2 separate regions of the Homo sapiens genome follow, and region 2 is linked to region 1. Evidence: read pairs that join two places in POLR2A ChIA-PET (ENCODE). Cell type or tissue: CD4-positive, alpha-beta T cell. All regions are shown on one strand. Each heading gives the region's core, and the rest is flanking DNA. Links, peaks and the distances in the headings are about the cores only. Region 1 holds the start of GGT5 (gamma-glutamyltransferase 5). Region 2 overlaps CABIN1 (calcineurin binding protein 1).

Region 1 (15,890 bases), core at 5,245-10,244:
CCAGCCTGGCCAACATAGTGAAACCCCGTCTCTAGTAAAAATACAAATTTAGTCAGACATGGTGGCACGCGCCTGTAGTCCCAGCTGCTCCGGCGGCTGAGACAGGAGAATCACTTGAACCCGGGGGCGGGCGGGGAAGGGATTGTGATGCGCCGAGATCGCGCCACTGCACTCCAGCCTGGGCAACAGAGCCAGACTCTCTCTCTTTTTTTTTTTTTTTTTTTGAGATGGAGTCTCCCTCTATCGCCCAGGCTGGATTCCAGTGGCCTGATCTCAGCTCACCGCAAGCTCCGCCTACCGGGTTCACGCCATTCTCCTGCCTCAGCCTCTGGAGTAGTTGGGACTGCAGGCGCCCGCCACCACACCCGGCTAATGTTTTGTATTTTTAGTAGAGACGGGGTTTCACCGTGTTAGCCAGGATGATCTCCATCTCCTGACGTCGTGATCCCCCTCCCAAAGTGCTGGGATTACAGGCGTGAGCCACCGCGCCCGGTGTTGAAACTCCCTTGAGGCATTTTCTTCGGCCTTCGGGTCCATCCTCTGTCTCCTCCTTGACCTCCTCATCTCCTCCTCGCCACTGCCTTGGGGACCTTGGCCAGGCTCATGGCATCCAGCAGCCACTCAATGTCAATACCTCCATGTTCATCTCTCAGCCCGCCCTTGCCCGTGAACCCATGCTTATTTATTTATTTTTTTATACGTGCACCCATGCTCTTCAGGTCTGATGAAGTATCCAGAATCAAGCTCCTGACCATCCCCAAACCTGCCCTTTCTGCAGGGTTTACCTCGCTAGTCGGCACCATCCTTGATTCTTCTCTTTCTCCCACCCAGGCCATCATCTCTTGCCTGGTTGATACCCACAGCCTCCCCTTTGGGCTTTATCCTTATCCCCGTCATAGCTGCCAGAGGGACCCTGTGAAAACACTCCCCAGCCTGCTCATTCCTCTGCCCTAAGCCTGCATGGCACAGAGCAAAAGCCAGTTGTTATGGGACCTAGGAGGTCTTGTGGGATGGGCCCCAGCCTGCATCTTCATCCTCTTCTCCCCACCCCACTCCATTCACTCTTTGCCTATCGCTCACCAGCCTATACCACCTGCCTCAGGGCCTTTGCACTGACCATTTAGGCCACATTCCAGGCTCTTTTCACACGTTGCCTCCTCTGAGAAGCCCTCCCTGACCACTCTGCCCATACCTCATGCCTCTTGATTCCCCTTACCTGGCTTGTGGTTTCAGCACTTTCCCTGTGTGTGTTTGTTTTTCTTGGCATGAGGGCAGGACCTAAGTGTCTGTTCCCTGTTGATTCCCCAGTGCCAGGCATGCAGTGCAAACTCTAGAAATATTTTTTGCATGAAGGAATGAGTGATTGAATGCAGCAAGGGTCTGGAGGCTGAGGACCAGGCAGACAGACATTCAGAGTTGCTGGAACGCGACAGAGACAGGGAGTCAGACTGGTCTTGCAAGATCCTGGGCCTGCCCTTGGGTCCTGGGGAGCCACGGAAGGTTGTGGGTGCCAGAGGGTTGTGATCAGAGCCACAGTCAGGGGCCTTTTGAGACCTGTGCCCCCTCCCCACCCTCCCTCCCCACCTCCTCAGGCCAGCTCTGGGGTCTCGGCAGGTGGTCCGCAACATGACCTCTGAGTTCTTCGCTGCCCAGCTCCGGGCCCAGATCTCTGACGACACCACTCACCCGATCTCCTACTACAAGCCCGAGTTCTACACGCCAGTTGATGGGGGCACTGCTCACCTGTCTGTCGTCGCAGAAGACGGCAGTGCTGTGTCCACCACCAGCACCATCAACCTCTAGTAGGGGCTGCTGGGCCGCCTGGGTGGGAAAGGGCCAGGGGCGGGTGGCCCAGGGACTGCCCACTTATCCAGTAAGGTGGCTCCGTCACCTCTTTTCCTGGTGGGAAACTGAGGCCCAACCTTGGTAGCTTATCCTGGGCCTCTCAGTGAGTATGTTTGAGCCTCAGTGGGTGGATAGGGACCAGGCTGGGCCAGGCAAGGTCGGGCACTGTCTGACCTGGCTGGGCGGTAGCTTTGGCTCCAAGGTCCGCTCCCCGGTCAGCGGGATCCTGTTCAATGATGAAATGGACGACTTCAGCTCTCCCAACATCACCAACGAGTTTGGGGTGCCCCCTCACCTGCCAATTTCATCCAGCCAGGTATGGGGTGGAGGTCCGGGGGTGGGGGACTGGGGTGGAGAGGGGCGGGTGTCCTGGGCAGGCAGCTGACGGGCATCCCTGTCTTCTCCCATCGGCCATAGGGAAGCAGCCGCTCTCGTCCATGTGCCCGACGATCATGGTGGGCCAGGACGGCCAGGTCCGGATGGTTGTGGGAGCTGCTGGGGGCACACAGATCACCACAGCCACTGCACTGATATGTGTCACAGCTTTTCTCCCTGGCCGTGCCCACCCTGCACAGCCCCCAAGCCACGCTGATCACACTCCCATGCCCCAGGCCATCATCTACAACCTCTGGTTCGGCTATGACGTGAAGCGGGCCGTGGAGGAGCCCCGGCTGCACAACCAGCTTCTGCCCAACGTCACGACAGTGGAGAGAAACATTGACCAGGTGGGCCGGGGGTTGGAGAAACTGAGTCACGGTGTGGGGCCCCAGGGCATCCTGGGCTGGAGGCCTGGATCATCACAGAGTGGACAATGGTTGGTGTCCTCTCTCTAGTGCCTGGGCCATCTGGAGCCCCTGTGACATGAAGGCCAAACCCCCTGCTCCAGTGAGACCCAGCAGGCCCCAACCTGCTCTTCCTGATGACCTGGCCCGAAATGGCACCACCTGGGCTGAGGCCTGTGACCACACAGATGTGGTTCAGGTGGCATCTGGAGCCTTGCTCAGGCTTCCCCTCTCCTCCCACCCCCAGGCAGTGACTGCAGCCCTGGAGACCCGGCACCATCACACCCAGATCGCATCCACTTTCATCGCTGTGGTGCAAGCCATCGTCCACACGGCTGGTGGCTGGGCAGCTGCCTCGGACTCCAGGAAAGGCGGGGAGCCTGCTGGCTACTGAGTGCTCCAGGCGGACAAGGCTGACAAGCAATCTAGGGACAAGATACTCACTAGGACCAGGAAGGGGACTCTGGGGGACCGGCTTCCCCTGTGAGCAGCAGAGCAGCACAATAAATGAGGCACTGGAGAGGCGGGATTCGGAGATCTTCACGCTGCGGTCGCTGGAACTAGCCTCAGCATCTTCAGCATGGGGAAAGCCAGGCACGTGGCTGGGGGCCAGGGGAAGGTCCATGCCAAGCCCTGCCCCTTCCCACCCTGATCCCTCAGACTTGGGGCCAGGCCCTCCCTTCCCTGGGCTGGGCAGCAACACCACCTAGGACCAGCCACCAGAGGGTGCAGCGACCCCGGCCCTTTCTTAGGCAGAGAGTGGCCAGCTGATGCCGGGAACCCGGGTGCCTTCTCAGACCCGTAGGCGTCCAGCTCACCCTGCCGAGGACATGGGAGGTGAAGCTGAGGTCTGAGGAGTGGGGATTGGGCAAGAGGCTGGAGGAAAACATCTCAGTCAGAGCCAAGCCCCTGGGGGGTTTCCAAGTTTAAGCCCAGAGTGAAACCCAAGCTTGTGATCCTCTCCAGAGGGAGGCCTGGTTCTCAGGGAACAGCAAACTGGAAGAGGTCCCCAGATCCCAGGGATCAGGGCTTGGACCAGCCGGGGATGCAGCCCAGAGGGAGTGGGTTTGGAAGGGAACAACTAGACACAGCAGCCTTCACCATCAGCAGCCCCTCCAGGCCTCCCTCGGGGCCTGCTCCCTCCTCCAGGCACAGTTCCAACACCTGGGGCAGGATTCTGGGAAAGGCTGGTGGAGATAGGCTGGTGAGGGGTGGTGGTCACAGCCCAGCACCAGGGGCACTCTGGATATCACCAGGGGCACTCTGGCCAGGGCCCAGGTGAGGCCAGGTCGGGGCTATCCTTCAGGAGCCCCGAAAACCTGGTGATACCAAAGGGCCCACAAACAGGGTTTTGTGCCTGCAGAGTAGAGTACCACCGGTTCTGAGCCCTGGAGGGCTGTGTCTCTGGGGCTCCCAGTTGAGTGATGTACGAGTCACTCCTCAATCCTTATTTTATTTATTTAATTTAAAAAATTATTTAAACAAATAGAGATGGGGTCTCACTATGTTGACCAGGCTGGACTTAAACTCCTGACTTCAAGCAGTCCCCCCATCTCAGTCTCCCAAAGTGCTAGGATTACAGGGGTGAGCCACTGCACCCGGCCTCAATCCTTATTTCGGCCTGAGAGGAAAGGCCGTGGCCCCATTTGCAGGGGAGAAGACTGAAGCTGGAGGGGCAGGCCTTGCTCTGGGTTGCACAGCAGGAAGAGAAGTGGGAGCTGGCCACGAGGCTTCCTGGACCCGACACGCTGGTGGGGTACACCCTGGTTCTCCAGGTCCCGTGGGGCTCAGCCCAGGACTACCTCGGGGGGTGAGGGACTTAAATCCTCTCCTTCATTCTCATCGCCCCTTCCCCCATCATTTCCTGAGGAAGGACATTCAGGGACCTTCCTGGCTGTGCCTCGGGTCAGGACCAGAATGACACCCATTCCTTTCCCTGGGCCTTTGCTCAGGCGGTCCCTGCACCCTGGCCTCTGCCTGACCAGGATGGTGGGGAGAGGAGGGGGGACGTCCCCCACGCTGCTGTCTCCACTGTTCCTGCTGCCCAGGCCTCTGAGCTTCCAGGACTGCAGCGGGTGGGTGGGTGGGCTGGCCTAAGCCCAGGAATGCACTTCAGCTCCTGGTTGAGCAATGTCACTGAGGCTTGGGAGTCGGGTGGGGGCGGGAGGAGGCATCCACAGGCCCCCCACCGCGAGAGGCAGCCGTGGGAACAGCCTGCCTCTAAACAATCATTCCAGTCCAGGCTGACCAGGGGCTCTGGCTGGACATAGGGGCCTGGCAGGCTGTGTGGCCTGTAAGGACACAGTCTGTCTCTGTGCCTCAGTTTCTCTGCTGCCCAGATGGGGGGGCCCGGCTTCCAGGTGTAGACATCTGGAGCAGGCAGTGTTCAGCTGGGGAGGAAGCGGGGAGGACTGTGGGGGCCACGTGGGAAGAAGTCCAGCCCACATCACCTGCACCCCTGCTGAGCCTGGTCAACAGAGCCCCTCAGTGGGTCCTCACTCTCCTGGCTGCCTCCCATTTAGGCACCCTGAGGCCTGGGGAGAACAGAGCCAGGCCAGTGTCCCTAGAGAGGCTGCGCTGCCAGCACAGTAATAGCGGATTTGGATTCAGGGAAGCAGACCCGCAGCTAGGGTGGGAAAGAGCTACAGGCAGGGCGTGGCCTCCACACAGCCTCCCTCCCTGGAGGTCCATGCTGCATTTCCAGGACAGCAAGTCCTGGACAAATGGTCCCGGATGCCAAGGGCTAGAGGCATGGTCTGTCTGCATTCCCCACATGGGCGTCTTGTAGTCACCAGCATTTGATGCTGTCAAGTCCCCCTGTCCTCTGTGCAGACTGGGAAGCCCTTGGCCACCCTGGGGAGTTGTGGGACCCAGGCCAGGCTGCAGAAGCATAAGGACTTGAACCCAAGTTTTAAGTGACACCACCTTGTGTCCCCCTCCCTCTGCCTCTGTTCAGCTCCACCTTGATGCTGACTAGGCTGGGCCATGAGGAGAGGGTTAGGGGATAGAGATGGGAGCTGGGGAGCAGGGCTCCACTCTGGGAGGGGGGCAGCCTTGCCGGATCCAGGGGAGAGAGTTGAGCGGCCCCAGCTCTGCTTTCCCAGAGCTGCCGGGAACCCGGGGAATGGTGTGGAGGTTCCAGGGAGCCCTGCCCCTACCTGGCAACCGCAGTGCAGCAGGCACCAAGTTCTCCTGCACATTGCGACAGTGTGACCCTGGGCTCTGGCGGGCGGTAGGTGGGGCCTTTGGACCTACTAGCAGTGAGGGAGTTAACACAGCAGCTGACTCCTCTAGGCAAGGAAAACTCCCCTCAGACGCTTTGCTGCCTGGCCTCCTGCCAGCAACAAGCAGGAGCTGAAAACCAGAAGTTGAGGCGTGAGTTTGGCCACTCCGTAGTGTGCACTTGGTGAGGGCAGCAGCTCGCCACAGCTGCCAGCCATCTGTCCATTCACCCATCTGTCCATCTGGCAGCCCGCTGTTCAGACCTGTCTGTCTGTCCGCCCATCTGTAAGCCCATCTCTGTCCCATTGTCTATCTGACCATCTTTCTCTTACTGTCCTCTTTGTCTAGCTATCTGGCCTATCTGTCGATCCATCTTCGTGTCTGTCTTCAGCCCCCACCTGTTTGTCCATCTGTCCAATTACCTGTGACTCTGTGCATCTTCTTGTCCATTCATCTGCCCACCCATCCGTCCCTCCGTCTGCCCACCAGCCGCCCCTCTCCTCCTGGGCTGCAGAGCCATGGCCCGGGGCTACGGGGCCACGGTCAGCCTAGTCCTGCTGGGTCTGGGGCTGGCGCTGGCTGTCATTGTGCTGGCTGTGGTCCTCTCTCGACACCAGGCCCCATGTGGCCCCCAGGCCTTTGCCCACGCTGCTGTTGCCGCCGACTCCAAGGTCTGCTCGGATATTGGACGGTGAGTGAGACGTGGGAGGAAGCTGGGTGGCCCTTGGCAGCCAGCCCCTCCTGGAGAAGGCGTGTGTGTGTGTGTGTGTGTGAGTGAATGTATGTGTGGGTGTGTGTGTGAGTGTCTGGGTATGTGTGATTGCATGCATGTGTGGGTGTGTGTGAGTGTATGTGAGTGTGAGTGTGGGGAGTGTGGGTGTGTGTGAATGTGTGTGATTGTGTGTGGGTATGTGTATGTGTGGGTGGGTGTGTGTGTGTGTGTGTGTGCACGTGCACTGGCCCAGGAAGCAGGAGCCGTGTGTGTGTGGGCTTCAGCACCTGCAGGTCTTGGGCGCAAGGAGGCAGCCTCAGGGCCCTTGCACAGAACAGGTGGCAGGGTGTGCTCGTGGGGCAGATGGGGACTTGGGGACAATGGTGGTGTGTGAGTCCACGCCTGGCTCCAGGATTCAGGAGGCCCATTTGCATATCCCAGGTGGGAACCTGTCTGGCCCCGCCTGACCCTGCTGGCCGGTGCAGGCCCCTTCAGTGAGGCCAATTCTCCAAGGCTGCGGTCTTCTCCCAGGGTCATGGGTGAAGGGGTTTGGAGGCTCCCTGCGTGGGTACTGGCCTGCTGGGGTACACACAATGCTGCCATAGCCAGTCTGCCCCAACACCCAGCCTGGGGCCACATCTCGGGTCTCTCAGTCCTGAGGAGCCCGGTGCCCCACCCCTCACATCCTCTCTCCCTGAGTCAGGGCCTGGGTCTCGTGAGCTGAGTGACTGATACTTGGTGTCCTGGATGAGGGCGTGGTGGAGAGGGGCCACAGCGGGTGTTTCCTGACCCTCTTCCAGGAAGCCCAGCCCAAGGGAGGCCTCCGCTGCTGCTGCTGCAGAGGACACATACAGGATGCCCCTTCCTGCTCCCTGCCTCCCACTGGGCCCACAAAAGCCAGGGCAAGCCTCCCCTCCCTGCCAGCCACCTGGTCTGCTTCCCAGAAGTTCTGTCTTGCAGGCTGTTGGGAGGATCCCAGTGCTTTGTAAATTAAAGCAAGGGAGGAGTGGCTGCTCTCTCTCTCTGTTCATTCATTCACCTTTTCATTCATTCCTTCTTCCCTCCATTCCCCCATCTGTCCATCCTTCCCTGCCCTGATTTCTCATGCCACCCCCCGCCCCTCCTGACCTGGTCCTTTGGTTTCTCTTCAGGTCTTTCTGTCTCCTCCCACAGGGCTGAGAATGGCAGCTCAGGGACAAGTCGGGGCTGGGGACTGCTTAGTCTCCCCAGTGGCTCTCAGGGGATTTGAGGGATTGACGCCAGCCGCCACCCCAGGCTGTGCCCCTCCTCTGCTCAGGAGGACATTCAGGATGCGACACCCACTTAAACTCGAAGTTGCAAAGATGCAAATGAGACTGGAGTCTCAGGCACCAGAGACCACCCGTGGGCATGTGGCCTTTGGGAGTGGGGACCTGCTGCCACAAATTTCTAGGTGGAGTCTGGACCTGCTGGGTCTCCCTGAGTGACTGTCTGGGGGTCTCCATAGCGTGCCCTGCTGTGTGCGTGACGGTCACTGGTTGGGTAGGGGTCTCTACTCTAAAGCTCCCTCTGCTGGCATCCCCTCAAACTGTCCCTTGAAGAGAGAGGATGTGGTTTGCCCCAGTGTTTTGTCAAACAACTCTCTCCACTTCCTGTCTTAAGAAGCTGGGAGTGGAAGAGAGCCTGGGGCTGGCCCCAGCTGCTGCTGCGGAACAGGGGTCATTGGACACTGGGACCCTGGCCGGACTGGCTGGGGGGCCTCAGGAAGAGGCCTGCTGCAGCGTCATCCTGGCCAAGATCCCTCCTTGCAGAGGCCCCTGGCCACACTGCCACAGGGTCTGCTGGGGCCACCAGAAGCCCATGCTCCTGACTCCATCATCTCTCCCCTCTGTGCTCACCTCTCACCAGGAGGCCCTCCCAGAGTCCAGTCTCCTGCTCTTTTTTCTGTTTTGTTTTTGAGATGCTGTTTCGCTCTGTCACCAGGCTGGAGTGCAGTGGCATGATCTCGGCTCGCTGCAACCTCTGCCTCCTTGGTTCAAATGATTCTCCTGCCTCAGCCTCCTGAGTAGCTGGGACTACAGGTGCTAGCCACCACGCCCAGCTAATTTTTGTATTTTTAGTAGAGATGGGGTTTCACCATGTTAGCCAGGATGGTCTCCAACTCTAGACCTCGTGCTTTGCCCACCTCCGCCTCCCAAAGTGCTGGGATTACAGGAGTGAGTCACGGCACCCAGCCCCATCTCCTACTCTTTCAGCACTAGGTTTTATTCTTGGGATTCTGCTACAGCCGGAGCCCCTGGGTGCAAGCTCCTAAGCTTTCTGTGAGTGTGGACCCAGCACCGTGCCTAGTAGACATACAAAAGGAGCATGGTGACAGTGAGGTCTGTTATCTCCAGCATAATGACTGTTTTGATCCTTGTAAAAAAGGTGATTTTTGGCTGGGTGTGGTGGCTCACACCTGTGATCCCAGCACTTTGGGAGGCTGAGGCGGGTGGATCATTTAAGGTCAGGAGTTGGAGACCAGCCTGGGCAACATGGTGAAACCACGTCTCTACTAAAAATACAAAAATTAGCTGGGCATGGTAGCGGGTGCCTGTAATCCCAGCTACTTGGGAGGCTGAGACAGGAGAATCACTTGAACCCAGGAGGCAAAGGTTGCAGTAAGCCAAGATTGCACCACTGCACTCCAGCCTGGGTGACAGAGCAAGACTTGGTCTCAGGAAAAAAAAAAAAAGAAAGAAAGAAAAGTTTATATTTTTGTTCTAATGGTTATCTTAATATCTTCATTCTATAATTATATGTTTTATATAATTATAATAGCTATATAAGATATAATACCCCTAGTATGTTGTTTTTTGGATATTCTACTCGTTCCTGATGGTTAATTTATGTGTCAACTTGGCTAAGCTCTGGTGCCCCGTTGTTTGGTCAAATACTTGTCAATATCTTGCTGGGAGGTTATTTCATAGATGTGATTAACACTGACAGTCAGTTGACTTTAGGTAAAACAGATTACCCACCATAATATGGGTGGGCCACCTCCAATCAGTTGAAGGCCGTAAGAACAAAAACTGAGGTTTCCCAGAGAAGCAGGAATTCTGCTTCAACACTATAACACACAAACCCTGCCTGAGTTTCTGGCCTGCTGACTGCTCTACAGATGTTAGGTTCCAGACTTCGAGATCAACTCTTACCTGAATTTATAGCCTGCTGGCTTGCCCTACAGATTTTAAACTTGCCAGTCCCCAAAATCATGTGAGCCAATTCCTAAATAAATCTCTATGTATAACCTATTGGTTTAGTTTCTCTAAAAAAACTTCTATATCCAGTTTCCTGGATGTTAAGTAATACTGAAACTAGCTAGTAACCTCGTGTTTTTTTTTTTTTTTTTTTTTGAGATGGAGTTTTGTTCTTGTTGCACAGGCTGGAGTACAATAGCACGATCTTGGCTCACCGCAACCTCCACCTCCTGGGTTCAAGCGATTCTCCTGCCTCAGCCTCCTGAGTAGCTGGGATTACAGGCATGCGCCACCACACCTGGCTAATTTTGTATTTTTGGTAGAGACAGGGTTTCTCCATGTGGGTCAGGCTGGTCTCAAACTCCCGACCTCAGGTGATCTGCCCGCTTTGGCCTCCCAAAGTGCTGGGATTACAGGCATGAACTACTGCACCCGTCTCCTAGTAATTTCTTCTTTTCCATGATGTGTCTCTTATCTCTAATAATACTTTTCTTCTTAAAGTCTACTTCATTAAAAATAGTTATGCTGGGCATGGTGGCTCATGCCTGTAATTGGCACTTTGGGAGGTCAAGGTGAGTGGGTCGCTGAAGCCCAGGAGTTCAAGACCAGCCTGGGCAACATGGTGAGACAAAAAGTACAAAAATTAGCTGGGTGTGGCTAATATAATTCTAAGTTGGCACACTTGTAGTCCCAGCTACTTGGGAGGCTGAGCGGGGAGAATCGCATGATGCTAGAAGGGAGAGATTGCTGTGAGCCAAGATCACGTCGCTGCACTCCGGCCTGGGAGACAGAGTGAGGCTCTATCTCAAAAAAAAAAAAAAAGTTATACAGCTTTCTTGGTTAGTGCATGCATGATATATTTTTCATTATTTTCCACCTTTCTGTATCCTTACATAAAAGGCATTGGGTTTTACTTTATTTCCAATTACTTTAATTTTTATTGATTGTCCTTTTAAAAGTAGGTGATGATTTATTTGGGTTGAAACCCACCACCAACTTGTTTTCCATGCCTATTCTGTTTCTTCTTATCTCCTTTCACATCTTGTTTTGCATTTATTATTTTTATTATTCAATTTCCTTTTTCTCTATTAGTTTCCTAACTGTGCAGTCTTGGGGTTATTTTAAAAGATGACAGTAGATTATTTTAGAGCTTACAACATGCATCCTTCACTTATCAAAGTCTAACATGAGCTAGTACTTTTTTTTGTTTATTTGTTTTTTCTTGAGATAGAGGGAGTCTTGCTCTGCTGCCCAGGCTGGAGTGCAGTGGAGCAATCTTGGTTCACTGCAACCTCCACCTCTTGGGTTCAAGCAATTCTCCTGTCTCAGTCTCCTGAGTAGCTGGGACCACTGGTGTGCACCACTATGCCCGGCTAATTTTTGTATTCTTTTTTAGTAGAGACAGGGTTTCACCATGTTGGCCAGGCTGGTCTTGAACTCCTCACCTTAAGAGATCTGCTTACCTCGGCGTCCTAAAGTGTTGGGATTACAGGCGTGAGCCACCACGCCCAGCCTATGAGTTAGTACTTCTATCCTCTTCCTAGTCAGTAGAAGAACCTTGGAACAGGAACTAAATTTACCCCCAGTGACTTATATGCTAATATTTTTGTGTATTTTAAATATATGTGTGTGCATAGATGTATCTGTGTGTTTTTTGTGTTTTTATTCTTATTTATGTTGAGAGTGTAGAGCTATGTAAGAGTAAAGAGAATTGTGTAATGAAGCCCCGAGTATCCATTCAATTTCAACAACAATCTTATGGCCAAGCTCATTTCATGTATACTCTTTCCTGCTTCCCTCTACCCTACATTATTTCAGTGCAAATCCCAGATATATAACTTTACCCATACATATTTCAGTATGTTTTATTTTAAGCCCCACAAGATATCATTTTCTATACTACTATAATTTTATACCAATAACGTTCATTTAGATTTACCCACACGTTTACCTCTTCTGTTACCCTTTTTTTTTTGAGACAGAGTCTCGCTCTGTCGCCCAGGCTGGAGTGCAGTGGCACAATCTCGGCTCACTGCAAGCTCTGCCTCCTGGGTTCACGCCATTCTCCTGCTTCAGCCTCCCGAGTAGCTGGGACTACAGTCACCCGCCACCACGCCTGGCTAATTTTTTGTATTTTTTAGTAGAGACGGGTTTCACTGTGTTAGCCAGGATGGTCTCGATCTCCTAACCTCATGATACACCCGCCTCGGCCTCCCAAAGTGCTGGGATTACAGGCGTGAGCCACCACGCCTGGCCACCCTTTATTTTTATTTATAAAAATATCTTTGGGAAAAAATATCTTTGGGCACATGGTCAAGGATCTCCTGAGGACTGTGTCATGGGCTATATATATATTATATATATATATATATATTATATAATATATATTATATATATAATATATATAATATATATATATATAAAATATATAATATATATTATATATATTATATATATAATATATATAATATATATATATAAATATATATATATATATATAATATATTATATATATATAAATATATAATATATATTATATATATATATATATATTCCATATATATACACACACATATATATATATTCCACTTTCACTTTTTTTTTTTTTTTGAGACGGTGTCTTGCTCTGTCGCCCAGGCTGGAGTATAGTGGCGTGATCTCAGCTCACTGCAACTTCTGCCTCCCGGGTTCAAGTGATTCTCCTGTCTCAGCCACCTGAGTAGCTGGGATTCCAGGCATGAGCCACCACGCCTGGCTAATTTTTGTATTTTTTTTTTTTGAGATGGGGTCTCACTGTGTCGCCCAGGCTGAAGTGCAATGGCACGATATCTGCTCACTGCAACCTCCACCTCCCTGGTTCAAGCAGTTCCCCTGCCTCAGTCTCCCAAGTAGCTGGGATTACAACAGGCGCATGACACCATGCCCTGCTAATTTTTTTGTATTTGTAGTAGAGACAGAGTTTCACCATATTCGCCAGACTGGTCTCAAACTCCTGACCTCAAGCAATTTGCCTGCCTTGGCCTCCCAAAGTGCTGAGATTACAGGCGTGAGTCACCGCGCCTGGCCTTTTTTTTTTTTTTTTTTTGAGACGGAGCCTCACTCTGTCCCCCAGGCTGGGGTGTGGTGGGAAGATCTCGGCTTCCTGCAACCTCCACCTGCTGGGTTCAAATGTTTCTTGTGCCTCAGCCTCCCAAGTAGATGGGATTACAGGTGCCCACAACCACACCTGGCTAATTTTTGTATTTTTGGTAGAGATGGGGTTTTAACCACGTTGGCCAGGCTGGTCTCGAACTCCTGACCTCAGGTGACCTACCCACCTTGGCCTTCCAAAGTGATGGGATTACAGGCGTGAGCCACCACTCCCAGCCTCCATTTTTAATAGATGACAGTTCTTTGATAAAATTCTTATTTCTTTATATCCTTGAATATAGATACAAAGTACTTATTTTAAAGTACATGGTCTGCCAATTTCATAATCTGGAGATCCTATGGACCTTTTTAAAAGTTGTCTGTGCTTTCTCATGAGCTTTGTTCCTGCTGTCTTATTTCCTTGTTTGCTTGGTTGTTTTTAATTTGGCACTGGAGAGTATGTATAAAAATTGTTAGAGGCCGGGTGCGGTGGCTCACGCTTGTAATCCCAGCACTTTGGGAGGCCAAGGCAGGCAGATCACGAGGTCAGGAGTACAAGACCAGCCTGGCCAACACAGTGAAACCCTGTCTCTACTGAAAATACAAAAATTAGCTCTGCGTGATGGCTGGTGGCTGTAATCCCAGCTACTTGGGAGGCTGAGACAGGAGAATTGCTTGAACCCAGGAGGTGAAGGTTGCAGTGAGCCGAGATCGAGGCACTGCACTCCAGCCTGGACAACAGAGTGAGATGCTGTCTCAAATAAATAAATAAATAAATATAAAATAATTTGAGGCCTAGGGATCTGAAATTCTGGGATCTCCTTTATGCATTTGAGTGACTGAGATGATTTGAAGCTGGATCCAGTGCTCCTGAGGGCTGCTCTATTTCTAGTTGACTCCTAGAGTAAGAAACCTGCACCCCACGTGTGGGGCATTATGGCATCCCCTCCCTCAGCACATGAGTAGGTCAACAGCACTGCTCTAGACCAGGTGTGGTGGCTCACGCCTATAGTCCCAGCTACTCAGGAGACTGAGGCAGGAGGATTGCTTCAGGCCAAGAATTTGAGACCAGCCAGAGCAATATATTAGGTTGGTACAAAAGTAATTGCGGTTTTTGCCATTAAAAGTAATGGTGACCCTGTCTCAGAAAAATAAAAAGCAAAAAAAAAAAAAAAAAGAGAGAAAAGAAAAAAAGAATCCCTGATCTATTTCTCAGCCTCCTCTTCAGGATTGGCCGTCACCTTGAGGGGAATGCTGGCCTTGCCTGTCTCCAGCCCTGTACTTCTCTGCCTCCTATGCCTTTAAGCACATGTTTTCTATTTGCTGGGCTTTTCTAGTTCTCTGAGGGAAGTGTGGTCTGAATTACAGTCTCCCATTACCAGGAAGTCTGATTTACGTTTAACAGATTTTTTTTTTTTTTTTGAGATGGAGTCTCTCTCCGTTGCCCAGGCTGGAGTGCAGTGGTACAACCTTGGCTCACTGCAAGCTCCGACTTCCAGGTTCACACCATTCTCCTGCCTCAGCCTCCTGAGTAGCTGGGACTACAGGCACCCGCCACCATGCCCAGCTAATTTTTTGTATTTTTAATAGAGATGGGGTTTCACCGTGTTAGCCAGGATGGTCTCAATCTCCTGACCTCATGATCTGCCTGCCTGGGCCTCCCAAAGTGCTGGGATTACAGGCATGAGCCACCGCGCCCGGCCTTAACAGATTATTTTTTTAAAATGTAAGGGAGCAAGGCCAACGCTGGGGCCTGGGTAGGAGGCCATTGCAATAACCCAGCTGAGAGAGGTTGGTGGCTTGGACCAGTGTGGTGGAGATGGAGGTAGAACCTGCATCCAGAGTCACTGGTGGGTTGGATGTGGGGAAGGAAGAAAGTGACCAATCCAGGATGGCTCCAGGGTGTAGGCGCTGAGCAAAAGGGGGAGTGGTTGTGTCAATTTCTAAGACAACGAGGACTAGGAGAGGAGCCATTTCGCAGGGACGGTTGGAAGGAAAATCAAAAGTACAGTTTAGGTCATGGTATGTTTGAAATGTTTCTTAGACACCCAGAGTGGGTACCTTGTGCATAGCTGGGTATAAGTGTCTCGAGTGTAGGGAGAGGACTGGCGGAGTTAAAGTCGGGGAGTTACCATCACACAGGTTGCATCTCATGCCATGAGCCTGGATGGACTCACCCAGGGAGAAGATATAGATGCACAAGGACCATGGACCAAGCCTGGGGCCCCCAACATCAGGAGACCAGGGAGGTGGGACGAAAACCAAAGCCTGGCAGGGTGGGCGAGGTGGGTGCAGGGACCTGGCCCATTCCCTCTTGGGGCTTTGGTTTCCCCATCTGTAACCATTTACCCCATTTTGCCCTGGAAGCCAAGACAACTGACTAGGCTGGAAGCAGACAGGTTGGGGAAGCAAGGGTGCACTCCATTTAGTTAGGAAGTGAGGCCTTTGTCTGGGATGGGAGTTTAAAGTGTTTTTTCCCCCAGTTTGTCATTTGGCTTTGTTTATGGTGTTTTATTCTTATAAAAATTAGTGTTTATGCCTGACTTGTTTATTTCATTTTCTGGCTTTGTGCTCTCTTTCCTGTTCCAAGATTACATGTGTCCCTGTGGTGCCCATGTGTGCCACGTGTGGGCCCAGAGAGGGACATGTGGCTCAGGAGCTGGGGTGGGTTTGTGTCCAGATGGACATGCTAGGTCAGGACAGACACCTGAGCCAAAGGAGGGTGCTAGGGCCAGAGGTCCCACGGGGTGGGTGCAGGGACCCAGGTCCATTCCCTCTTTGGGCCTTGGTTTCCCCATCTGCAACTGGGGCTTAAATGCTGGCTTCTGGCCGGGCACAGTGGCTCACGCCTGTAATCCCAGCACTTTGGGAGGCCGAGGTGAGCAGATCATCTGATGTCGGGAGTTTGAGACCAGCCTGACCAACATGGAGAAACCTCGTCTCTACTAAAAATACAAAATTAGTCAGGCGTGGTGGTGCATG
Region 2 (15,890 bases), core at 4,293-9,292, 210 kb after region 1:
TAAGCAAAAAGGAACCAGAACTTAAAAGATTTAGAAAATTCTGTCTATCCATATTGCAAAAATTGAGAAAGTTTGTTCTGAGAACACTATGAGTGTGACTGACCAACAATTTTCTTATAAGATCAGTGTGGGCATGAACCACAGATTTAATCAGGTATCTCAGAAGCCAGAAAGGTGGGATTATACTGGCAGAAACACTGCTAATGGGGACTAACGGGAACAGAAAAAAAATGAGAAAGAATGAAAGAAAGTCAAGAATATATGTTATCTTTCAAGGAAAGGGAAGAAGAACCCTCAAAGATGATTCAAAGATCATCTGAGCCGCCACTCCCATCACAGACCAAGAGGCTAGGGCTAGTTCCTTAAAGGGTGGGGCTACTTCTCCAGTTTGCATAGGCCAGGATGTCTCAACCTAGCATCTTAGGGGTAGAGCCCTTGCCCAGCCAAAAGGGTGGGGCTTGTCCCTCCACCCACGTACCATGAGGGTGATGTTGCCACCTCAGTGGGCATCAAGGGCGGAGCATCAGGTCAAAGAGAATTATTCCTGAGCCTCAGGACCTCAAATTTGCCTTGCTAAGTTTGCTAAGTTTTGGGACCCATCACACTTTCCTGCTTTCCTATTTCTCCCTGTTGGAATGGAAATGTTTGTCCTATATCTGTCCCACCATTATATTTTGGAAGCACATTAATTTATCTGTATTCACAAGTTTACAACTGGAGAGGAATTTTGTCTCAGGACAAATTGTACCTCAAGTCTTACCCACATCTGATTTAGATAATATTGATTTTTGTTTTGTTTTGTTTTTGAGACAGGGTCTCACTGTGTCACCCAGACAGGAATGCGATTGCACAACCTCGACTCACTGCAGCCTCGACCTCCCAGACTGAAGCAATCCTCCCACCTCAGCCTCCCAAGTAGCTGGGATGACAGTCACGCACCATCAAGTCCAGTTAATTTTTGTATTTTTTGAAGAGACAGGGTTTCACCATGTTGCCCAGGCTGGTCTCAAACTCCTGGGCTCAAGTGATCTGCCTGCCTTGGCCCCCTAAAGTGCTGGGATTACAGGCGTGAGCCAACATACCCAGACAATTTCTGCTGTTTTAGCCACCCAATCTATGGTATTTTTTTTTAATGGCAGCCCAAACAGACTAAGACACACAAAATGGGACAGTGCAGGGAGGAAATAAGATAGCCACTTCTGTCAAGCAAACAAAACCTTGCAAAGCAAAAAAAAAAAAAAAAAAAAAAAGTAAAATCATTCAGAAAACATGCTACTTTATTACTACAAGGCATTTAACAAATCAAGAAAGAGATGCAGAATAAAGCAGAAATCTAAGAACATTGCCATTCTCCCTGACAGTCTGGCAAACCCCTTCAGTGTTAACTTTGGCTTTCAGTTTACCCAAACTGCCTTTCCTCTGCTGTTCCAAAAACCACTGGCACATGGAAGAAAGCATCAAAGCATGACTCACTTGTGTAATCACTGAGGGTGTACAGGACAGTGATTAGGTTATCCAAACAGGGCCAGTGGTCAGGATTGCACCGCAGCCCTTCCTCAAAAGCATGGCGAGCCAGGGGGATCCGGATGAGCCTCAGGGCCACATGTCCAATCTTATACCAGAGGTTGACATCTGTGGAGTCCAGCATCACTGCCTGGAAGCGACACAAGCAGAGGGCAAACACACACACACACACACACACACACACACACACACACACACACACACACACACACACAGTCAGATCTCTCCTTGAATATGCACCCCGGGGACGGGAGGAGCACGGCACTGGCACAGCCACTTGAACTTCCCAGGGAAATGGCAAAAGTGCCATGACTATCTTATAACTGACAAGTAATGCCAGCTCATCTTTCCTGGAGTCGCACGTTTCCAAGATCTAGAGTGATAATGGCATATAAAAAGTTACAGGGACCAAGTTATTTAACTTAGAATTTTTTAAAAAAATTTTTCTTTTTTGAGACTGGGTCTCACTCTACTGCCCAGGCAAGAGTGCAGTGGTGTGATCATAGCTCACTGCATCCTCAAACTTCTGGGCTCAAGCAATCCTCTCACCTCAGCTCCATGAGTAGCTGAGGCTACAGAGGCACATCACCACACCTAGCTAATTTTCAATTTTTTTGTAGAGACACGGTCTTAGTATGTTATCCAGGCTTGTCTCAAACTCCTAGCCTCAAGTGATCCTCCTGCCTCAGTTTCCCCATTGTCTTGATATATTTTGTCAATCTGAATATCTGTATTCCTTACATATTTAATAAGTAAAAGGAGAAGAAAGAAAAGAAAATATGCCCAGGCCTGGTGGTTCACACCTGTAATCCCACTTTGGGAGGCTGAGGTGGGCAGAATGCTTGAGTCCAAGAGTTCGAGAGCAGCCTGGGTAACATGGCGAAACTCCATCTCTACTAAAAATACAAAAAGTTAGCTGGGTGTGGTGGTGGTGCATGCCTATAGTCCCAGCTACTTGGGGGCATGAGGTCGGAGGATCGTTTGAGCCTGGGAAGTCGAGGCTGCAGTGAGCCCTGATTGTGCCACTGCACTCCAGCATGGGCAACAGACTGAGACCCTGTCTTTAAAACAATTTGAAAAAATGAGAGTCTTATGGGATTCAAGAAAACTCATGTACTTTGAAGACAAACCTTGGTTCACATCCCTGCTGCAACACTGATTAGCAGAATGATCCTGAGCCTCCATTTCCTCATCACTAAAGTGAGGATAAAGACTCCTTCCTTGCAAGATGGCATGAGGATTAGTGTATGCGTAGGAAGCAAACAGCGCAGTGTCTGGTGCTTTAGAGGTGCCCAGAGACAGACTGATAGTAACATGAAATAACAGCAATACTATTATGACTGTAAGTATTAATATATTGAATGCTCAGTTTCAGACTTTGTTTTTGATACTATTATGCATACCAACTCATTTAACTTTCACAACTATGCTCTTCTTTATTATTACCACTATATTGGTGTAGACCTAGAGATACCAAGAGACTGAATAACTCACTCACAGCCACACGTGCACTGAGCAGCAAAGGAAGAATTCACATGCAGGCCTCTGCATCCAAGCATGTGCTCTGCCCCAGCCCCTGCTCTCCAGGCCTGGTCAGTACTAATTGTTATCACCTATGGACCTACCCTAGAGCCTTGGGTACTATAGCTTGGTGATCCACCACTACAAACTCTTCTTTTTGGCCCACAAGACCGCAACCTCATCCCCTCCACCAAGAGCTTTCAAAACACCAAGGTAGCTAAGCACTGCCAAAACCACACCTCTAAGTAGAACTCCATGGCTGTCTCCAGATCCTCCCGCTGGGCTGCCAGCTGGGCCAAGTTCTTATAAGTGGAATATTTCAGTATCAGCCCAGGGTGTTTCAACCCCTCTTTCTCATCACCGGATGAAACTGCCTGTGAACAAAACAGAACAGAAGTGACAACTAGACCTTGAAGCCTCAGCAAGCAGCCAGCAGGATACTTGGCTTCCAGGCTGGCCTCTGCTGCAGGCCCTTGAGCCAGTCTAGTGTTGTCCACCACTGGAAAATGAAGGCACTGCACCATGTGTTCTTATAAGACCACTCCTACTCCAAGCGCACAGAGAAGAACAGACCACCCTGAGGTATTAATAGTTTGCAGAGAGTCTGGGCATCCAACAGAGAGAAACTGCCCCACCACTACTGCCATGCCTGAGGGTTCAAGCCTAGCGAATAACATTTACAGCATAGGTAGACCCAGTCAGCAGCTCCAGGTATAAGATAAAAGACAAAGTATCAGCAGGCTGCCTGGGGGCAGAAGGCCTAGAGCTTCACTGCAGGCACTCCAGGATTAGGAATCAAGAGACTGAGCTCCCAACTCTATAACTCATCACATGAGCATAGACAATTGCTAATTTAACTAAAACGTTAGTGTCTGACCTCTGTAATTAAGAAAAATAATTCCTACCCTAAATAGCAAAAGTTAAAGTGAGCTGAAAGACCATCAGAATTGCAAATATGCTTAATATGAAAAGTTATTTCATTACAGCTTTAATGACCTTATATTCTAAGAAACTGCTGATTAGAAAACTATTGCTCCAACCACAGGACAAAGACTAAAACATTTTCTAACAGAAAAACTCACGGGCACCAAGAAGCTCTTTCCTGGGGCAGGTGGCTTCCACACATTGCTCTTCATGTTCTGAACAGGTAAGATCTGAAGACATGCCACCCTCAGGAAGCATCCCTTGACTAATCCAAGAATCTACCTACCTTGGAGGTCTTAAGGAACTTCTTTAAGACTGAGAAGCTCAAATGAAGCCCCATTCAGTTATCTTCTACCGTCATCTGACTTATCATACAAAAAGGCCCCCAAGAACCAGCTGACCAGGGCTGGATCCCAGCTACCTCTGTCCCTCCAGGTACAGAACTCTTCAAAGAATAGTGGGAACAAATTTACAGAGACTAAGTGAGTCTACTTCGAACTAAACAATCAGCAATACACATGGACATGCACATAACAGTGGATGCTTTTAACTAACCTCCACCTAACAGACTACCTACATTCAGCACCACTCTCCATCCACCCTGAAAGGCTTGCCCGAGCAAGTCCCTCTAGGACACCCACCAGTCAGGGTGAATGCTTCTTAGGAGTCAGCTGGGGTCCAGGGCCTATCTATGCCAATCTTCTGCAAAACTGTAATTATGTAATTAACATTAAGTATGCCAATGCAATATGAGTGTAAAAAGAAACTGTTCTATGTATTTTCTGTACTTCTCCATTGTTTACAATGAGCATGTTGTCCCTTTTAAGGCTGAAACAACCTTTTAAGGCTGAAAGTGATACACTGTGCACAGAAAGATGCACACACCTACAACTAAAAGGCTGACACATGACCGTGCCCTTAGGTAAAAGGTTTCTGCCTAGCAACTGTTGGATGCTGGGCCCACCTGGCATTCCACCACGTCCTGAGAGGGAAGACCAACATGCCCACCAACTGGTCCATAACCAAAGCTCAGTAAACATGGAATAAACTAATTTTCCCTCTCTGGGTCCTCACCCACTTCCTACTAACAGGAGAGGAGGAGGTCACAAGTCCCATACCACTAATTCCAAAGCACTGTAACCAGTAACCAAAGAATCTTGACAAGCTATATAATTAGGAATACAAAGAAAAACCGTGGGTGAGAGAAGGAACAGATGCTTTCTTCTCACAATTAAAACTCAGTATTCTATCTCATCGGCAGCAAAAACCATCAAGGTTTTTGCTTGAGTCATAAGTGTCTGCATGCCTAGCACTACAGGAGACTCTGCTCAACTCAAGGACTGTGCAGTCCAGTAAATACCCATGGAGCTTATCTGCTTCCTTAATGCACATCATCTGCATGTTTGGGCGAAAACAAACATGAAAACTTGAAAACAAACGCCTTTCCTCCTAATGAAATATACACCTTCCTAAATCAATTTCAGGTTGGGACCAATTCCCAAACCTCCAGTCGACATCTCCAGTCAACTCGAGGATTAACTCACTCACCACTACCACAGTCCCCATGCTGGGACCAGGTCTTGCTCTGCCTGCCCCTCTCTACTGTAACCAGTGTCCCCAGTCCTTCTGACTATATTCAAAATTGCATGGCATGTCTATACAGACTTCCCAAGCTCATGGTCTTTTACTCAAATGGCATTTGCTAAAATGTGCTGCCAGTAGGATCATTAGGTATCAGCAAACCATGGACTCCAAACCTGGTTCGAATGCTTCACTTACTTGGATGGCTTTGAGCCATCAAGACCTCACTAAGCCTCAGTTTCCACATTTGTAAAACCCAGCTACTGGGCAGAGTGGTTGTGAAGATTAAGTAATAACGATAGCTGGCCTTTAACAAGCACTTACACCAGGAATCATTTTACATGCTTCACTGGATTTACTCAACCCTCATAAAAACTCAATGAGGCAGATACCTAGAGGTGGGGAAATAGGGGCAGAGAGGTGAAATAATGTTTTCAAGGTTCCCCAGCCAAGAAATGGGAGAGCAGAGGTAAGGCCCAGAGTACCCAGCCCCACAGCCCATGCACTAACCACCACGGCACACTGCCTGGCCTGCTGATGCCTCACCTCCCGCAGCAGGCTCGCCTCCAAGAGCTCATGGTAGGCTTTGGCAGACTCCTCAAACCGGTCATGTTTCTGCAGATCAAGGGCCTTGTGGTACAATGCAAAAGCCTCTGCTTCCTGCAAATCAAGACAAGAGATGTTTTCATACAGCATAAAGATCTGTCTTTTTTAAGCCAAAAATGTGTGTAAGGCGGGGCTACAGTCAGAGGAACCAACCATGTGATTAGATAGCTGGAACTTTCAGCTCCCCCACCTCCCAACTTCCAGGAAGGGAAGAGAGGCTGGAGATTGAGCTGATCACCAATGATTTAATCAATCATGCCTATGTGATGGAATCTCTGTTTAAAAACCCTAAAGGGCAGGGTTCAGAAAGCTGCTAAGTTGGTGAACAACATCAAGGTGCTGGGAGGGTGCCGCACCTGGAGAGGGCACGGAAGCTCTGTGAATCCACCCCATACCTTGCCATAAATATCTCCTCCACTTGGCTGTTCCTGAGTTGTATCCTTCATAATAAATTGGTAAATGTAAAGTGTTTTTCTAAGTCCTGTGAGTCATTCTAGCAAATTATCAAATCTAAAAGGGGTAGGGGGTGAGAATCCCTGATTTTACAGACCGGCTGGACAGAAGTGTAGGTATCCTGGCACTCAACGCTTGCAACTGGCATCTGAAGTGAGGGCAGTTTTGTGGGATGAGCTGTTAGTGCTGTGGAGTCTGACACTAACTCTGTGTAGCTAGTGTCAGAATTGAATTGTAGGACACCCAGTTGGTATATGGAGAGTTGGAGAATTGGTATGGGGGGAAAATACCCCAAACATATGATATCAGAAGGGTTGTGAGTAAAATGTTCAGTGTGAATGGTTTCCATTGCAGGCCAGGCACAGTGGCTCACATCTGTAATCCCAGCACTTTAGGAAACCAAGGTGTGAACCGAGGAGTTCATGGCCAACCTGGGCCACATAGAGAGACCCCTGTCTCTACAAAAAAATTTAAAAATCAGCTGAGCATGGTGGCCTGGTGTCTGTAGTCCTAAACTACTCAGGAGGCTGAGACAGGAAGACTGCTTGAGCCCAGGAGTTAGAGGTTACAATGAGCTGTGACCATGCCACTACACTCCAGCCTGGGTAACAGAGTGAGACCCTATCTCTTAAATAAACAAACAAAAGCTGGTTTCCATTGTTTTCTTTTCTTTTTTTTTTTTTTTTTTTGAGACGGGGTCTCACTCTGTCGCCCAGGCTGGAGTGCAGTGGCATGATCTCAGCTCGCTGCAACCTCTGCCTTCCAGGCTCAAGCTATTGTCCTGCCTTAGCCTCCCTAGTAGCTGGGACTACAGACATGCACCACCACGCCCAGCTAATTTTTATACTTTGAGTAGAGACGGGGTTTCACCATGTTGGCCAGGCTGGTCTCGAACTCCTGACCTCAAGTGATCCACTCACCTCAGCCTCCCAAAGTGCTGGGATTACAGGCATGAGCCACCGCACCCGGCCTGGTTTCCATGTTTTTCTACTCACCACTCTGCCATAGCCTGATCATTGCCTGGGGAGGATGACAATCTCCTGTGGGAGGGAGGGGGCACTGGGTAGGTTGAGCCTCACTGACATGCCTTGCAGACTAGGGACAGGTGACTAGTAGACTTCTGAGACAGCTCTGGAACTGTCCTGATTTCTACCATAAAATGCAGCGGGGTGGAAGGGAAGGCATATGTTTATTTCAGGGAAAACAAAGGCAGGAGCAAACTCTTATTACACTAGGATAGGAGAAGGGTATGGAGATGAATGGATGGAAAGAAGAAGGCTGAAATGGAAGAGATGCCAGGCCTCATGGGAAAGAGGAGTGACCAACAATCTAGGGAGTTGAGGTTGGACCTGGCTCCCTCACTGACCTGGAGGGTGATCCCAGTCTAGGCTGCTCCCCTCAAGAGTCTCATCACACTGTAAAGTGAGGGCAATACACTAGGGAACCTCGAAACACCATCTACCATTAATATTCTACCATTCCCTGGGTATCCCAACTCCTGAGGGCTGCACAAAGAATGGGGTGCATGGAAGTAGGCCTGGGGGCTGAGCTGGCCTTCACATACACTGATAGAATAAATATAATTTCTCCTCTATATGATCGTCTGCTAAGTAAAACAGGTTTAACAGGAGATGGAGAGCTAGCCATCTTTCAAAATGGAATTTCCCCCTAAAGCCCCACTGAGGAGATGCCTAAATGTATTTAAAATGAGGTTCCCTCTATAGAAATGAGAAGGTCCACCTACAGAGAAGACCTCGCATTACGTACCTGAGCCTCCTTTGTCTGGGTTTTGTGACTTTTAAAGCTTCCTTCATGATCATCCTCAATGGTGGAGCTGGCATTTAAGGCTGCAATTCGAATCTAGAAACAGGGGTTTGGTGGAAGAGACAAGTTGCTTTGAGATGTCACTCATCTCTTCAAATACCCACAGATGAATACAATTCTGCTCCAGCATATGATCTATTCTACCTTGAAAAGCTATGACCTTCTCAGATGTGGGGAATGAACAAAAAAATCATCCTCTAAAGAAAAAAAAAAAGAAGGGCGGGGGGTGGGGGGCCGAGGGGGGAGGGTTATGCCAATCTGTGCAGAAAGTATGTCCTGGGTACTGTCCACTGCAAAAGCAACAGACACTGGGGACACCCCAGCAACAGCTCAACACAGTAGAAGACCCAGGTAATGGAACAACAGATTTCAACAAAACATGTTAACTTTATGTCTTTCCAGCAACTGTGACAAGGTCCTGCAAGCCGCTTCAACCACCAGGCAAGCAATCTCACACCCTCAAAGGTGCCAACAGCCTTCCTGGGAGGAAGGCTACTCCATAATAAGAGCCTTCAGAATCTAACAGGAAAATGCCCCTCGCCCCCAGGAGTAACGTAACAAAAGAACACTGAGGTCCGCAAAATAGGCAGGCATCAGTCCTTACCATATTCAGAGAGATTCAGCACTGCCACGAGCATCACTTCTCATCACTGGCAAAGGTTGCCCCAGTCCACAACTCTCCTAGAAAGGAAATAGGACAAACTGAGACAAGGCCTATGAAGAGCCAGGAAGGTCACAGTGCCAAGGTCCACCAGGAACCAGTCCTTCCCTGAGCTCTATGCAGACAGGCCAGTGAAGAGCTGCCTTGGGACAGCGGTGTGGTCTAACACACAAGGAGCTCCTTGGTCCCTTACGATAGCATTCATCATTTCCTGGCAATGCATCAGGTGCCAGGCACACAAAAGAGTGAGAACAATCCTTGCCCCCAGGGATCACTGCTAGCAGAGGTAACAAGCCTATTATTTTTTTCAAAACCTGAATGATACGAAAAGAAACACAGGCAACATCTAAAGGCAGCAAAGAACAATTCAAAGCGATTAAGGAAGGCAAAGGAGTAAGTTACTGCATCAAGCCTTGAAGAATGGAATACACTGCAGTGGAAGACAGTGAAGCAAAGAGGCAGGGAGAGCGAGGTGTGATGGGAAAACTAGAAGACAAGGCCTTAGAGCAGGGATGTGAATGGAGGATGGAAAGGTAGTTGAGGGCCAAGTGACAACACAGAGGCCATGAACTTTACCTGTAGGCAACAGGGAATCAATGGGTGTTTTAGGGAGAACAAAATGTTTTGCCTATGTTTTAGAAAGATAATAGAAAAATAATTAGAGATAGGCAGACTAGTCTGAAGGCTGCAAAAGATGACAGGATTGGCAAAGATGTGGAGATTTAGAATCTCATGCATTGTTGCTGGGAATGTAAACTGGTGCAACCCTTGCGGAAAACAGTCTGCTAGTTCCTCAAAATGTTAAACAGAGCTAGCATATGACCAGGGAATTCCACTCCTATGTGTATCTACCCAAAAGAAATGAAAACATGTCCACGCCAAAACTTGTTCATGAATGTTCACAGAGGCATTATTTCTAAAAGCTAAAAGGTGGAAATAACCTAAATGTCCACCAACTGATGAATGGATAAATAAAATGAAGTATGTCCATATAAAGGGGTATTTATTATTCAATCATAAAAAGGAATAAATTTCTGATACATGCTACAACACAGAAGAACCTTGAAAACATTATGCTAAATGAAAGAAGTCATATACAAAATAGCATGTATCTTCTGGCTCCAATTATATGAAATGTCCAGAATATGCAAATCTATAGAGATAGAAAATAGTTTAGTGCAGGGGTCCCCAGCCCCCAGGCCACAGACCAGTACTGGTCCATGGGCTGTTAGGAACTGGGTCACAGAACAGGAGATGAGCGGCAGGTGAGCAAGCATTACTGCCTGAACTCTGCCTCCTGTCGGATTAGCAGCAGCATTAGATTCTCATAGGAGCACAAACCCTATTGTGAACTGTGCATGCGAGGGATCTCGGTTGTGCATTCCTTATGAGAATCTAACTAATGCCTGATGATGTGAAGTGAAAGTTTCATCCAGAAATTATCCCTGCCCTCTGCCTCTGGTCCGTGGAAAAATTGTCTTCCAAGAAACCAGTCCCTGGTGCCAAATGGATGGGAACCGCTGGTTTAGTGGGCTTGGAGAGAAGGACAACTGGGGAGCAACTACCAAGGGGTTTAGGGTTTCTTTCTGGGATGACAAAAATGTTCTAAAACTGATTGTGGTGGTGGTTACACAACTCTGTTAATATACTAAAAACCACTGAATTTGTACACTTTAGGGGAAACTACATGGCATGTAAATTACAAAGCTCTTATTTTTAAAAAGATGCCAGGATCCCAGATGGACCCGTGACAGCAGGGATGAAGGGGAATCCCACTAGGAGGTAGACTCACAGGACCTGACACCTGGGAGGCTGGCCCGAGGAACTGGGATGGGGATATGGACACTACCAAATACGTCAGGGAGGGCAGGAGGAGGACCCATTAAAAGTCCTAGCTGAGAGGCTGGCAGAAGGGGCTGGAAGGGCCCAGCAGGCAGTGGGATAAGCCTCAAACAGACAGATTGAACATGTGCTCCACTTTTATCAATTAAAATAACTGCTAGGGGCTGGACACAGTGGCTCATGTAATCCCAGCACTTGTGGAGGCTGAGGCGGAAGGACTGCTTGAGCCCAGGAGTTTGAGACCAGCCTGGGCAATAAGGTGAGACCCTGTCTCTATTAAAAATAATAATAAAATAAATTTAAAATGACTGCCACTGTCACCAGTGCTTACAGCAATGACTTCTAGCACAGGCTTTCACAATAGGCTCTGAGTTCTCTTAAGGGTTCATGCAAGGAAGGAAGTACTTTCTCACAGACAAAGAAGACTCAAACCTTTCCTAGACTGATAGCTGTTTTATCTCCTGGGTTCCACATTTAGAAAAAAAAGAATACTGCTAATCAAAAGTTTGGAAACTGCAGTTTTTGTGTTTGTTTTTGTTTCTTTGAGACGGAGTCTCTCCCTGTTGCCTAGGCTGGAGTGCAGTGGCGCGATCTCGGCTCACTGCAACCTCCACCTCCCGGGTTCAAGTGATTCTCCTGCCTCAGCCTCCTGAGTAGCTGGGACTACAGGTATCTGCCACCACGCCTGGCTAATTTTTTGTATTTTTAGTAGAGACAGGGTTTCACCATGTTGGCCAGGCTGGTCTCGAATTCCTGACCTCAGGTGATCCACCCACCTCGGCCTTCCAAAGTGCTGGGATTACAGGCATGGAATTACAGTGAGCCACCATGCCTGGCCAGAAACTGCAACTTTATCATAAGCTATGCCAAAATGGACACTGGGACCACTATACAATATGAAAAAAAGTAGAAACTATAGCATTAAAACCCTCCATCTAGGCTGTTATCAAAGCAAAATAAAGCCAGAAAATAACAAGTATTGATGAGGACCTGGAGAAACTGGAGTCTTTGTACATTCCTGGTGAGAATGTAAAATGGTGCAGCTACTATGGAAAAAGGTATGGCAGTTCCTCAGAAAATTAAGTACAGAATTACTACATGACCCAGAAATTCCACATCTGGCTATATACACAAAATAAATGAAAGCAGGGACTTGAACAGACACTTGTACACTCATGTTCATAGCAGCATTATCACAATAGCCAAAAGGTAAGAAGCAACCCAAGTGTCCAACAACAGATGAATGAACAAAATGTGGTGTATACATACAACAGAATACTATTCAAACTTAACAAGGCAGGAAACTCTAGCACATGCTACAACATGAAATAAACTTTAAAAACTACACTAAGTAAAATAAGCCAGACACAAAAGAACAAATATTATATGATTCCACTTATAGGTGGAAAATAGAATAGGAAAATTCATACAGACAGAAAGTAGAATGGTGGTTGCCAGAGAGGGAGAGGGCAATAGAGAGTTACTGTTTAATGGGTATAGCATTTCAACTTTTCAAGATGAAGAGAGTTTTGGAGATGGATGGTGGTGATGGTAACACAACAATGTGAATGTACATAATGCCACTGAGCTGTACACTTAAAAAGTGGGTAAAATGGTAAATTTTGTTTCCATATTTTACCATTTCTTTAAATATCCAGAAGTAAACAATCAATAGAATAGTTTCCAATTAGGAACAAAGTTGAACTTGTTTTCAAAATACAAAGACATTACTCCAAATAAAGTCTCAGATAGGCTCTGGTCATCCTCAAGGCAGGCCGACAGCCCATGGCCAGACCTGCAGCTCAAGCCACACCCTGATGACTCCCAGTAAGCAGAACTTATAGCCCCAGGGGCCAGCTATGGAGCCCACTGGAGATTAGAAGAAGTGGGAGAGCCTCTCAAACCCCCACTTCACAGCCACTCTCTGCTGCTCACCCACTGGGCTCTGTGCACTGAATCCGAAAACACCTCTAATCCCACTGAGCATCACATAGCCTCCGTCTGAACTGCTGCCTTCACTTACAGAGCAGTCACTCAGGAACTACCCATTGGTCGATTTTTTTTCACCACTATCTTACTGTAAAAATCAGCTGTCCTACCTAGACCTGGGGTTGTAAGAAGGAAAAATGGAAAGGACACTGGATTTGGAATAGGAAGATTTTAGAGTGTGGCTGAGTTGTGTCTCAGATACTTGACTCCCTGATCCTTTACAACCCTTGGTGTCCTTGTATATAAAATGGCGACAATAGCTTGACTAGCGTGGAGCTCCTCTGACCAGAGACCAGCAGACTTAGCTGGGATTCCCCATGTCACACCCACACTGACTTTTCTCCTGCCCCCTGCCACCCCACAGAGGCAGGAGAAAAATCAGAGAGTGGCACTTATGCCAAGACACAGGCCTCTCAACCCACTTTCTGCAGGACACGTGCTAGCTCTAAGTCATGGCAAGTCTTCCTAGATGCCAACTGGATCCTCCTAGGGAAAAACAAGGGAGGGGCCCATTAATGGCTGAAGGATCAGGTCTCTGTGTGGCGGTGGCAGGGTCCATGTGCATGGGTGGGAGAACATCAATACAGCCATCATGCCAAGGCCAACCTATTCCACAAGGAAGAAAGCTCATCTGCTTCCTAAGTAATGTCTCAAAGGAACGCATCCAACCACTACCAGAATGGTGCCAGGTGTGCCTGTGCCTTCCTCTGGGGCATATGCTTCTTTGTCTCCAGGACTATGGTAGGTGCAAGTCCAATCGCAGAGCTGACAGGAGATGGCCTCTCAGGACAGATGAATGACTAAATAACTAGGCAAGTTGGAGAAAAAAAACAGTGAGGAACCCCAGAGTGGGGTGTCTGGCCCCATATGCTGTCTGAGTCCCTGCCCCAGCCCAATCCCTCCCACCTCCTCCATAAAGAAGGCACCTGGATTCCCTGAAGCAACAGCTCCCTGAGTACCATGATCAGCAGAACCCAAACACCCTGAAAACAGTCCACAGTGTAGGAGAACAAATACAAATTTCAGGCTTCCTAATTATTTTCAAAATTGTTCTATGTTAAAACTCAAGTCAACTCTCCCCACTAAAAGGGCACCTGTGCTGGCTTTAACATAATCTAAAAACAGCAGCACTTGGCACCTCTCCAAATCTCCAGTCCATCCTAGACATTTACAAAGCACATTCACATTATCTCACTTGAATTTAATGCAGCCTTACAAAATAGGCATTATCATCCCCATTTTCCAGATTAGGAAACCAAGGCTTAGGGAGACTAGCTGACCTGCCCAAAGTCATAATGCTAAAAAGAGACAAAAATAGGACTCAAAGCCCAGTACTCTTTCTAGCACAGCAAAAAGTGACAGCAAAGAGTCTCCTGCCTGCCCCTGGACATGCACAGCTGTGAGCTATTATGCTTCAGCTAAGAGCCACAACTGATGCCCTGCAAGAGCTCCGAACAGGTTTGCTGATGGCCATAGAATAAATTGTATTTGCTCAGGCTGTTGGGCCATCACTTATGCATCATCAACATCACTCCATAAAGCAGAAAACAAAATTTCCAATTCTCTAATAAAAGTACCAGCAAAAAGCTATTCAATGCCCAAGTATTACATGCTAATCAAAAACTCACAAAGACCAGCTCCCATTTTATAGGGAGGTACCTCAGGCTTGCCACGTTAGGTGATTTGCCTCAGGCTGCCCAGCTGGTGGGCAGCAGAACCCAAGTTTTAAGCTGGGCACTGCTTTTCAATGTGTCTCCTGGGCACAGACACATACTGAACTGAGGCATACTTGTAGGTATACAGTTTTACTGTCTACACAACATTTCATCAAGGAAAACCTAAAAAATGATTCTCATATAGACTCATCACATACATTAGGTCCATGAGACCAGCACCCCTTCTGCCCACTGCCTTCTATTTCCACTCCATCATTACCACTCTTCCTCAGCTACTCCAAAATTTCCAGTAGCAAAATTAAGAAGAAGCCAGAATAATGGACACATTGGGAAGACTGTGGGGGCTTTGAACATGTACTGTATAATCCCCTTTACTAGCAACTACCATTTTTTTTTTTTTAAGACAGGGTCTCACTCTGTTGCCCAGGCTGGAGTGCAGTGGCACAATCTCACCTCAGCTCACTGCAGCCTCAGCCTCCTGGGCTCAGGCAATCTTCCCATCTCAGCTTCCTCAGTAGCTGGGACTGCAAATGCATGGCACCATGCCTGGCTAAATTTTTAATTGTTTTTTTGTAGAGACGGGGTTTCACTATGTTGTCCAGGTTGGTCTTGAACCCTTGAGCTCAAGCGCCTCGGCTTAAGGCCTTGGCTTGAGGCTCACTGCAACCTCCAACTCCTGGGTTCAAGTGATTCTCATGTCTCAGCCTCCTGAGTAACTGGCATTACAGGCATGCTCCACCACGTCTGGCTAATTTTTGTATTTTTAGTAGAAACAGGGTTTCACCATGTTAGCCAGGCTGGTTTCAAACTCCTGGCCTCAAGCGATCCACCTGTCTCGGCCTCCCAAAGTGCTGTTATAGGTATGAGCCACCGTACCTGGCCTTGAGTTTTTAAATATCGAGTACCTGCAAGAATTTTTCCTAAGATATACAAATAAAACATCTTTTTAAAACTAAAAATCTTACACTGATTTGGCACAGCAAGAGATGGTTCTTTCTAAATGTCCCCTCTACATGCCCTCACCTCTTCAGTGGAAATCACCCTGCCTCTGGGTCTGTCCCTCTTAATAGCCTTGTAAACTTCCCAAAGGCAGCAATCCTGTCCTATTTATCTTTGTACCACTATATCTGGTACCAAATCCCATGAAGGAAGAGACAAGTGAGTACATGAGTGGTTTCTAGACAGCTCACCTGTTATTCAGTCATACCCTCCACACAGGGAGAAGTACCACAAGTCAAGCAGAAAACAAAGTGCTTCCTGTGCAGAACAAACGTGCATCCTCATATTAG

Evidence for each region. Peaks named below come from ENCODE experiments on the same cell type or tissue, not always from the same donor. Only the 100,000 strongest peaks of a DNase experiment are listed, where the experiment ranks them.
Region 2: POLR2A ChIA-PET joins it to region 1 with 5 read pairs; 1 of 35 experiments calls an interaction of 5 or more read pairs at or near these places.

The regions. Positions count from the first base shown.
Region 1 is chr22:24,235,203-24,251,092 of GRCh38, reverse strand. It overlaps GGT5 (gamma-glutamyltransferase 5), which reads left to right and starts at 6,011. Exons shown (of 12, transcript NM_004121.5): 1 at 6,011-6,540. The coding sequence starts at 6,368. It also overlaps the pseudogene GGTLC4P. RefSeq lists enhancers at 2,320-3,308, 4,451-5,006, 6,119-6,674, 6,675-7,230, 7,665-7,714 and silencers at 3,408-3,477, 3,218-3,512. In CD4-positive, alpha-beta T cell, for the core only: a CTCF peak has its summit at 8,003; a DNase peak (open chromatin) is centred at 8,172; H3K4me3 peaks cover 371 bases.
Region 2 is chr22:24,028,668-24,044,557 of GRCh38, reverse strand. It overlaps CABIN1 (calcineurin binding protein 1), which reads right to left. Exons shown (of 37, transcript NM_012295.4): 2 at 9,038-9,114; 3 at 8,377-8,469; 4 at 6,097-6,210; 5 at 3,285-3,419; 6 at 1,474-1,654. The coding sequence starts at 9,040. Among named protein-coding and RNA genes, the nearest start is that of CABIN1, 25 kb to the right of the region's middle. In CD4-positive, alpha-beta T cell, for the core only: no CTCF peak of the experiment used is centred there; a DNase peak (open chromatin) is centred at 6,167; H3K27ac peaks cover 874 bases.